2 separate regions of the Homo sapiens genome follow, and region 2 is linked to region 1. A link is a contact called in ENCODE Hi-C or POLR2A ChIA-PET data. All regions are on one chromosome and are shown on one strand. The core of a region is the stretch at or near the end of the contact, and the rest is flanking DNA. Distances in the headings are between cores, read along the strand shown. Region 1 overlaps MSRB3-AS1 (MSRB3 antisense RNA 1). Region 2 has its middle 87 kb from the start of MSRB3-AS1.

What was found. Hi-C counts contacts between places; a loop is a spot of excess contacts on that map. ChIA-PET counts read pairs that join two places held with the same protein, here RNA polymerase II (POLR2A).
Region 2: a map of HCT116 shows a loop between it and region 1 (2.4-fold over the local background). The contact joins two enhancer-like sites. A Hi-C loop is called at or near these places in 1 of 168 maps with a recorded cell type or tissue (HCT116). POLR2A ChIA-PET finds 5 or more read pairs at or near these places in 3 of 52 experiments (BJ, HCT116 and WTC11).

The regions. Positions count from the first base shown.
Region 1 is chr12:65,529,862-65,534,368 of GRCh38, reverse strand. All of the region lies in intron 2 of MSRB3-AS1 (MSRB3 antisense RNA 1), which reads left to right. Among named protein-coding and RNA genes, the nearest start is that of LINC02454, 71 kb to the left of the region's middle. Within about 2 kb of position 1,393, at least 5 of the 41 ENCODE cell types and tissues checked have a DNase peak (open chromatin) inside an H3K27ac peak, as active enhancers do; they include HCT116, where a contact is called at or near this core.
Region 2 is chr12:65,726,591-65,731,453 of GRCh38, reverse strand. No RefSeq gene overlaps it. Among named protein-coding and RNA genes, the nearest start is that of MSRB3-AS1, 87 kb to the right of the region's middle. RefSeq lists a silencer at 1,199-1,399. Within about 2 kb of position 1,858, at least 2 of the 41 ENCODE cell types and tissues checked have a DNase peak (open chromatin) inside an H3K27ac peak, as active enhancers do; they include HCT116, where a contact is called at or near this core.

The sequences.
Region 1 (4,507 bases), core at 144-2,643:
TTCTGTTCTTTCTGATGCAGCTCTAACAAGTATATTCCAGTTACTTGGGGGAGGGGGCACAGCGGGCTTGGTAATTTAATCTTCTCAATGCCACAGGCCATGTCTCCGTGATTCTGCTAGAATTGTATGTGACTGGAAGATTTGTTTTAGCTCAATCTTTGCAGCCTTGAGGATGGCGGGTTCTCAAAAACACCTATCCAGCCCAGCAGCACTACCTGAATGAGCAAGGGGGAAACCCAATGAGCAAGGGTCTGGGTCGCCCCAGAATCCACAGCAATCAGACAATTCTGTCTTAGGGTAAGGGCTGCAGAAAGCACTGCACATTCAGAGTTAGCTGGGCAAACTCACTTTGGGGATATTTTTGGCACTTTTAAAAACGGTGGCTAAAACGACCCAGAGACTATGAGCCCTCCACACCCCACCCCCCATAGCTTTTCATACCTGCAACCCAGGAATTTTGCTTGCACTAAAAAGGCATCTTCCAAGAGGACCTATGAACTTAAAACAAATGCTGTTTAATTTGCCATTCATTAGGGGTGTATCTGGATTGATTTATTGCACCCTTCTGACCCCATGTCTTTGGAACAGCATTCCTTCACGATTACACAGGGAAAGGACTCAGGCAGGACTTCCAAGGATAAGCGTAGAAGGCCACAATAATACTTCAGATTGCTGTGTATCGGGTAGCCCGAAGGAAATGCTTCGCCCAATTCAACGCACAATGCGAATGAGCCAAAAAAGTTTGTAAATTTTTTGACCCAGGTTTCTCGAGCCTTTCCTAAGGGATGTGGCCAGCACAGACGACTATTATCCAGATTATGGGCTTTTGAGTACTTCCACATTCAGGATATTCTGAGAATGTCTAACCACACACAATTGATCACAGAAATTGCAATCCCTTTTGATCCTGAGGAAGGAGGAAGTGAGCTCTTCCTGGTAACTACCCAGCAGCAGCAGAGACAGGAGGAGGGAGGGAGAGAGAGAGAAAGAGAGAGAGAGAGAGAGAGAGTGTGGGGAGGAGGGAGAAATGCACCAGGGAGAAAATACATTTCTACTGGCAGCTCAATACGCCAGTGGTAATCAGAAAATGAGAAAAACTTTGTAAAGCTCTCAGAAGAGCCAGGCTACAACAATTGCCCTTTAGAAATGAGATCAATGGCCTCTCTTGTGGGTGGCACAAGTATAATTACAGCAATTAAGAGAAAAGACTACAGTCTATTTTTTTTTTTTTTTTTGCTCTTAATGTATAAACAAGCAATTCCGGCACTTGTAAGCCAAAAAGAATTGGTACATGGCTTAATACTATCTACTACTATGACTCTCCTTGCTTTAATTGGCTTCCAGGAAAATTTCATGAGCCTTTGTGGTTGTGGTTTAGTTAAATACACACATTTACCTAGAGGCAGGCTGGGGGAGGAGAGCAGAGTGCTTTCACTGACTATCCAACTCCCAGCAGACCAGTTAGCCCCCAGGCTGCCCGATCAGAGTCCGTGAGGCTGGGAGGAGAGGGATCCTGGCTGAGGGCCTGTGCTCCTGTACTTCCCGTGATGCCTTGAATACTGTGTTCCCCTTGGAGCAGCCATAATTTCATGTGACCTCTACGTCCTACATTCCTCTCCCAGTCTCCCTTCCTCCTACCCCTAAATGGCTTGTGTTGGGGTGTCTAGCAAGCATCCAACTCTTGTTTTGTTTTTCCACTGAAGCCCAATGGCCATAGAAGAAGTAAAGAGGAGTCTGAGGCAGTGGATGAGCTGGAAAGTTTCTCATTTTTTGTGGTTGGGGGCTACTAGGAAGCCCCTCTCAGCTCCAGCCTCCTCACCCAGTGGCTAACATTCTACTATTTGTGAGTGGCTTCCCTAAGGATTGCTTAGGATTTATTGGTGCAGTTAAATAAATGAATCCCTGGCTATCCACCATGGAACGCAGCTACATGGAACTGCTGCTGTGAAAAGAGCTTGATTGCAAATCAAGGCCTGCAAATTCTCTAGAGGATGACTTCTGACCTCTCCCTGAAGAATTTGGTGCATGCTTCATAGTCTAGCTGTAACTCAGGTCATCCTAAACATAGTCTCTGCACATAGTGACAATCCATCCAGCTATTTTCTCATGATGCAATAACGGACCAGCAGACAGAAATTTAATTTTATTGATAGAAATTTATTTCTTTTGTTTAAGAATTGCCTTACATTGCATTTTTGAAATGCAAATGCCTTTGCTTTCCTATTTTGGTGCCCATGCAAAATAAGAGGAACTTTTCTCAAGATGAGGCTGATAGGGGAAATGTCCCTGGCTAGGTTGGGAGACCTGAGCCCTCCTACCACCTCTGTGGCTGTTTGGTTAGGGAACCAAGAAGCTGCCTATGTGGGCTTTCTCATCATCTTGTACTCCTAGGGCAGCTCTTTCTTGCTTATCCAGGCTGTCTTTCTTACTGAATTTTTACAGGAAGCTCTCACTACTCCCTCATACTCTCACAAAGCTCACCTAATGGTCCTCTTGATGATTCAAAAGAGGCTAGAGCTGGTCAGGAACAGCTGGTATAGGATGGTGGACAGAGTGATCCCTGGCCAGCTCTCTGGCATGAGTTGAGGGCCAAGTCAGTATGACCCACCAGAAGGTTCAGCAGGGAGGGCTGAACTGAAAGCCTGAGCTAACCCAGGGTAAGGGGCTGAGCTAGCATTTCAGAGGAAAGAGAAACCAGAGGCCTAGTAGGAACTGGGAGTCACCCAGTGCAAGAGAATTATGGTGGTTTTTCCCTCTATACCATCCATGAATGCTTAGGTGGCACTGTGGCCCACCAGCTCATTCTGGCCCATTTCACAGTTGTCACCAATCTTCAAAGATGACTCAATATGGTGGTAGATGGGGTAGGAGGGAGTTGAAGAGTATGGGCTCTACATGCTTCCAACTGCCCCATCCTAAGCTCCTACCCTATTCCTTCTATCTTTTCTGGCTGGCCTCACCCTCAAACTCTTCTGCCATTCAGGCCCCTTTTGACTTCATAATTTTTGCTCTGCATCATTTGATTGAGAAGTCTTAACATCTTTGGTTATTCAGTGTCCTTTCTCCATACAACCTTCCTAGGTCTATGATCTTGGAAAGGTCCTTAACCTTTCTCTGCATTTGTAAATGGTGCTAATTACACAACCTCCTTTGCTGGGTTGCTGTGGAATTAAATTAAGAATATGAAATGAAATTATACACATATGTATATATATTTTTTAATTTTTATTTATTTATTTTTTGAGATAAAGTCTCACTCTGTCGCCCAGGCTGGAGTGCAGTGGTGTGGTCTCAGCTCACTGCAACCTCTGCCTCCTGGGTTCAACTGATTCTTCTGCCTCAGCCTCCCGAGTAGCTGGGATTACAGGCGCATGTCACCACAGCTGGCTAATTTTTGTATTTTTGGTGGAGATAGGGTTTTGCCATGTTGGTCAGACTGGTCTCAAACTCCTGACCCCAAGTGATCCACTCACCTCGGCTCCTCAAAGTGCTGGGACTACAATTGTGAGCCACCACATCCAGCCATATATATATATATATATATATCTTTAATAGCTACTGAATACCTAGCTGCTATTAGAATTATTAGAATTAATATTAACAAACACTGTACTATGTCTTTTTGTTCATTTCCTCTGAAAATAACACATTTGTGTAAAGGTGCCAAAGATGTGCCCAAGGACCATCCTTTTCTTTAAAATTTATTTAGCAGCCAGGTGTGGTGGTTCATGCCTGTAATCCCAGCACTTTGGGAGGCTGAGGTGGGTGGATCACAAGGTCAGGAGACTGAGACCATCCTGGTCAACATGATGAAACCCTGTCTCTACTAAAATACAAAAAATTAGCCTGGCACGGTGGTGTGTGCCTGTAGTCCCAGCTACTTGGGAGGCTGAGGCAGGGGAATCGCTTGAATCCGGGAGGCAGAGGCTGCAGTGAGCCGAGACCACGCCACTTCACTCCAGCCTGGTGACAGAACGAGACTCGATCTCAAAAAACAAAAAAAAAGTTATTTAGCAAATCTGCCTTGATTTATGTCAGGCACCACCTCTAGGAATTACAGTCTAAGCCATTCACTTAAGTTTCTAGCTGACTGCTGGCATTCACTTAGCACAAAGTGCAACAGAGAAGATTCCAGGAATGCATCGTAAGAGACTGCTCATGTACCCAGTGACAGACCTAGCAGAGGGGAACGCATTTCTGACAGTGGTTCCACCAAGTAGTAGGAAGAAAAAGAGATGGAAATAACAGAAGAAAAGCAGCAGAAAATTGCAGAAAAGGCTTAGAAAAACATGTGGAGAGTGGCTTTAGAGGGGGTTGGGATCTTGGAAACCACATGAAGGATTATCCTGCAGGACTGGCCCTGAGGGCCCCTGGTGAGGAATGGAAAAGCCTGAATGGAAGGACTCTGCCTTCGGAGCTTGCTCTGAGATCTGGTGTGGAGTTTGGTGACCCCTGGAGCACAGGATAAACTTTTGGCTTCAAGTCAACCTGCACTTCATTGGACAGA
Region 2 (4,863 bases), core at 609-3,108, 200 kb before region 1:
GAGCCCTTTGTGGCACTCCATATAGTAAACTCCTTCTGTAATTTCATTTCATTTGAAAACAGGCATTCTTTGCTTTTTTCAACAGCAAGATTGATGTCACTTACGTTTTTTTCTCTCTTTACCTTGGCTATAAGAAGCTCAGACCCAAATCTGAAGCACAATCTCAGTAATCATGTTAACTCTTAGGGTTGGCTTATTTCAAGTTTCCTTTTTCTTTTTTTTTCTCCTGGTTTTCTATTTTGATTTTACCAATTCATTTTAAATGGGGTGTTTTCCGTCATAGACCACCCAGATTCTTTCTGGAAAGAAGTAATACGTAAAACATACTTAGCTCATAACTTTTGACTCCCTTTGATTGTGTCATCTCAGCTCAGCCTCAATTTACAGAAATTGGCTCACAAAATGACTGCTTAACAAACTTAAGGAAGAAAGTGACAACTTAAAGTTGATAGAAGGAAACATACTGAAGGCTCTAGAAGAGGTAGTACACTAAATTCTTATCAGAGACGCATCTAATAGAGAAACAAACTTCAGTGAACTCTTTCACTTACATGGAGCCCAAGACAGACTGAAGTTTGGCCAGACTCAGTTTACAATTGGACAATCCTTCAGCTGACTGTAATCTCCCCTCCATGGAATTCCCCATGAGTTTATTGAGATCCTACCTTGAGGGATTTACCACTTTTCTACCCTTTGGTATCTTTTTTTTTTTTTTTTTTTTTTTTGACAGAGTCTCACTCTGTCACCCAGGCTGAAGTGCAGTGGCGCGATGTGGCTCACTATAACCTTCGTCTCCTGGGTTCAAGCAATTCTCCTCCCTCAGCCTTCCGAGTAGCTGGGATTACAGGCGCCAGCCACTATGCCTAGCTATTTTTTTGTATTTTTAGTAGAGACGGGTTTTCACCGTGTTAGCCAGGATGGTCTCGATCTCCTGACCTCGTGATCCACCGGCCTCAGCCTCCCAAACTGCTGGGATTACAGGCATGAGCCACCGTGCCCCGCTATCTTTTATTTGTAAAATTTCTTCCTCTTTCCTATCACTAAACTGGATGATCTATGAGGGCAGGGGAGCTGTATCATTTATAGTCTATCCCTCAATTCCTTCTTACCCTTCCCAATAGAAGCAGTTGTTCAAATATTCACTCACTCACTAAATAAGTGATGTTCTTTCAAAGATTCCTGTGATATATTATTTACTCCTGGAAATCTGCTGCACAATGTTGTCCCTTTCTTTGTAGTGTCAAACACTGGATGTTTGCCCAGACAAGATACCAAGATCTAAAAAGCATGTGACATTCCTGGCATTGCTTTGTTTTCTAATTAGGATCAGTCATAAAGTTTCTGATAAGTAAATAGATATAAGTCTCAGTTGGTCCTTTCTATTCCTTTCCAAAATTATCTTGATCATTAATTTCACTTTCCAAATTACTATGCTTATTTGTCTTGCATGATGGGAACTGAAAGATTTTGGAATGCATTCCTCAAAAAAGAGTCGGTTAAAATATCAATTTGTATGATTATGTCATTTGGGAATTTTCTGATTTGAAAAATCTGCGATAATTTTTTAAAAAAAAATCCTAAGTAGCAATCTGCTACAAAAGATGTAAGTCAACTTCCATTCACAAACAGGAGATCACAACAAATTTAGTGGCTGCATCCTAATCACAACAAATCTAGTGGCGCTGCAGTGAAAAAGGAATTTATGATGGCAAGTCTGTTAAGCTAACCGGTAAGCACGTACACATAATATTATGTTTGCGGGTGGGTGGAGGCTGCAGGTCATTAATATTCGTTGGGTGTCCAGCCTGGCGTTTGTGGTTCAAACAGCTTTTGTGTTTCGTGCTCCACCTCCCGCAGAGTCACAGACAGCAGTCTGCCCCTTTCCCCACCCAGTCTCAGTTCAGGCGGAGGGTCGAAACGCCACGCACGAGTCCTCATGCCGGCGGGCGCAGAGCGGGGCGCCAAGGGCTGCCCGCGGGGTGCACCTCTAGTCCACCAAGTCCTCTTTGCGGCGGGGATCGGGGCGCGCCGGGGGAGCCGCCCTTCGCCCCCGAGGTCTGGGCGCGCAGGAGGTATAGGACTCTGGGATTTTTTGGCCAAAACTCCGGCTCGGGGTCCCCGCCGCCTGGAGCGGGAAAGTTGCGCGTTGGAGAAACAAACTTTTCCGTCCCCAGGGCAGCGCGGGGAGCTCGCGGACAGGTCCTCTGGCAGCAGAGAGGGAGCGGTGCAGAGGACCGGGGACTGAGGAAGGAGGAGTGCGGGACCGCTCCCCGAAGGTGCCTCCTGCCGAGGCCACCGAGGCCGTCCTGGAGATGGCGTCGGCTCCTGAGTCTGCGGCGCCAAAGTGCTCCCAGGTGGCGCGGAGCGAAGGGGGTTTAAATTTCTCCCTCCTCGCAAACGTCCCCTTGCTTCGGGCCGGAGAGTATTGCGCCCAGACACCTCTCGAGGAAGGGAGATTGGACTTTCCCAGATTGGAGGGAAATTTAGAGCTGGCATTTACAGTTATTGTAAAAGAAAAAAAAGTGTTTTGAGGAGAAGAGGTGAAGGGTAGGAGAGGAGAAGTGTTAAAATTTCGACCAAACCACGAGAAACCTCACTTGTTTTAAGTTCGTGACAGTTTATTGGCTTTCCCTAAATGTCCTCAGATTAGCCTGACAGCTCCTTACCTAAAAATATCGAGTAAAAGCCCCCAAACCAGAAGCAGTTAAACGGTGTCACTGAATTCAATCTCAGAGCGATTATGGAGTTAATTCACATAATAAGCAAATCACAGAGTTGACAGATTATTATATGAACACGGACAAATTGTTACATAAAATATTTTGATACTGATTGTTTTATTAGTAATGTTAAGCCCCTTTATGTCTGTTTCTTTTTCCCGGGATTGACATGTTATACAATGCTCACTGCTAAATAAATAAACCAAAATGGTGTGAACTAATTGTCTCCCTCATTTAACTGTACCTTTTTATTAACATTATTAACATGATTATTCATAATTCCATTGGCTATTTACACTGGCAAAATTTTTCTGTTGTATTTGTTATCCACAGAGAAAAATATGTTAACATGAAGTGGACTTGAATAACATCCAGGTTTGAAAACTGACACTATCGATGTTTAAAAATATGTTAAGAGTTGTTCTATCCCTAGACTATTAGAAAATTTAAACTGCACGTGCCCCAGCTAATTAAAAACAATTTAAATTATTATTAAGAGAAAATACAAGGGATATAATCATTAGTCAAAACTTACTCATTTAAGTGTTGTCAAATGTAGTCAAAACTTACAAAAATACATTTTATTTAGCAAAGAAAAGATAAATGTAATTTATTTTTCATTTTATCAAAAAGGTATGGTACATTTTACTTAATTTTATGTAATTATGCTTTCTAGTTTTAATAGAGCCATGTGCATATACAATCAAAATGATTAATAGGTATTTTGTTGATAAAAGGAAAAACAGAAACTCAATTCTTTATATTTCTACTAAAGCTTCCTAAACAAGAAAATATTTTAGCTAATGAAAAATCTTGAATACCTTAAGTGGGGTGTTATAGATCACAGCAGAAATAGGTGAAAGGTGAAATTTAATTTAGCTGGCTTTATCCCTTCTCCTGGAAACTGGAATCTTACCTATAGGGTGAGGTGTACTGGGAGGAGAGGTGGAGAATTGGAAAAGAAAAAGGAAGAAACTGAAAGAATTTTAGTTTATAAAGAACAACATAAGTACATCAATAAATCACGTATTTTTCCTATAAAAAATAAAGTACAATAGTACTTTATTGAGTAAAATAAATAAAAAAAGTACTTTAATGAGTAAAATCATTAAAATTTCCTACAACACAGAGGAAGTAAGTGTTCAAGCAGTACCACCTATACCATCATATCATTCTCTGAGTGCCAATTTAACTAAAATTATGTCTTCTAGTAAGAGAAGTAAGAAAATTCAGAAAGATCACCAAATAAGTAGTGTTTTGGGGGAGGGCACGTGTAGTATTAATAGCATAGAAGATACTAACTGTGGCACAGATTTTTTTTCTTTTTCTTTTCTTTTCTTTTTTTTTTTTTAAGATGGAGTCTCACACTGTTGCCCAGACTGGAGTGTGATGGCTTGATCTCGGCTCACTGCAACCTCCACCTCCCGGGTTCAAGCCATTCTCCTGTCTCCACCTCCCAAGTAGCTGGGATCACAGGCACCCGCCACCACACTTGACTAATTTTTTGTATTTTTAGTAGAGGCAGAGTTTCACTATGTTGATCAGGCTGGTCTGGAACTCCTGACCTTGTGATCTGGCCACCTCGGCCTCCGAAAGTGCTGGAATTACAGGCATGAGCCACCATGCCCGGCCTCAATATGAGAATTTGAGGTATTTCAGAGAAAAGCATCACCAGGATTAGAAATTTAAGTTACATCAATTGAAAATATGAAAGGATTTAAGATTATGACCCTGAAAGAAAAGATTCAAGTTACTAGCAATCATATTCGGTTATTTAAGGGTTATCCTTAGAGCCCTGGAGTTGGGACATGCTGAAAGATTTAATAAGAAGAAAGGAGACTTTAATAGCATTGGGAGAAACTGACATTAGACCCTGAAGACTTTCTTGATTATAAAGTTATTGAATTATAACAAGTCACTAAGCAAAGCATGCTTACAAAACTGTACCTCAACTACTTGCTTAATTTACCTTAATGTTTAGAATATTCTAGACCAACTGGCCAAGAAAACTGGATCTGAGATCCTTCTGGTTGTTTATTGTGAAGTTCTGCATGGAAATAAAAAATATGCAGTTGTATTCCATTAGGATATTGTTTTTGGTAGTAGATTCTTTTTTGTTTGTTTGTTTGTTTGTTTTTCTTCT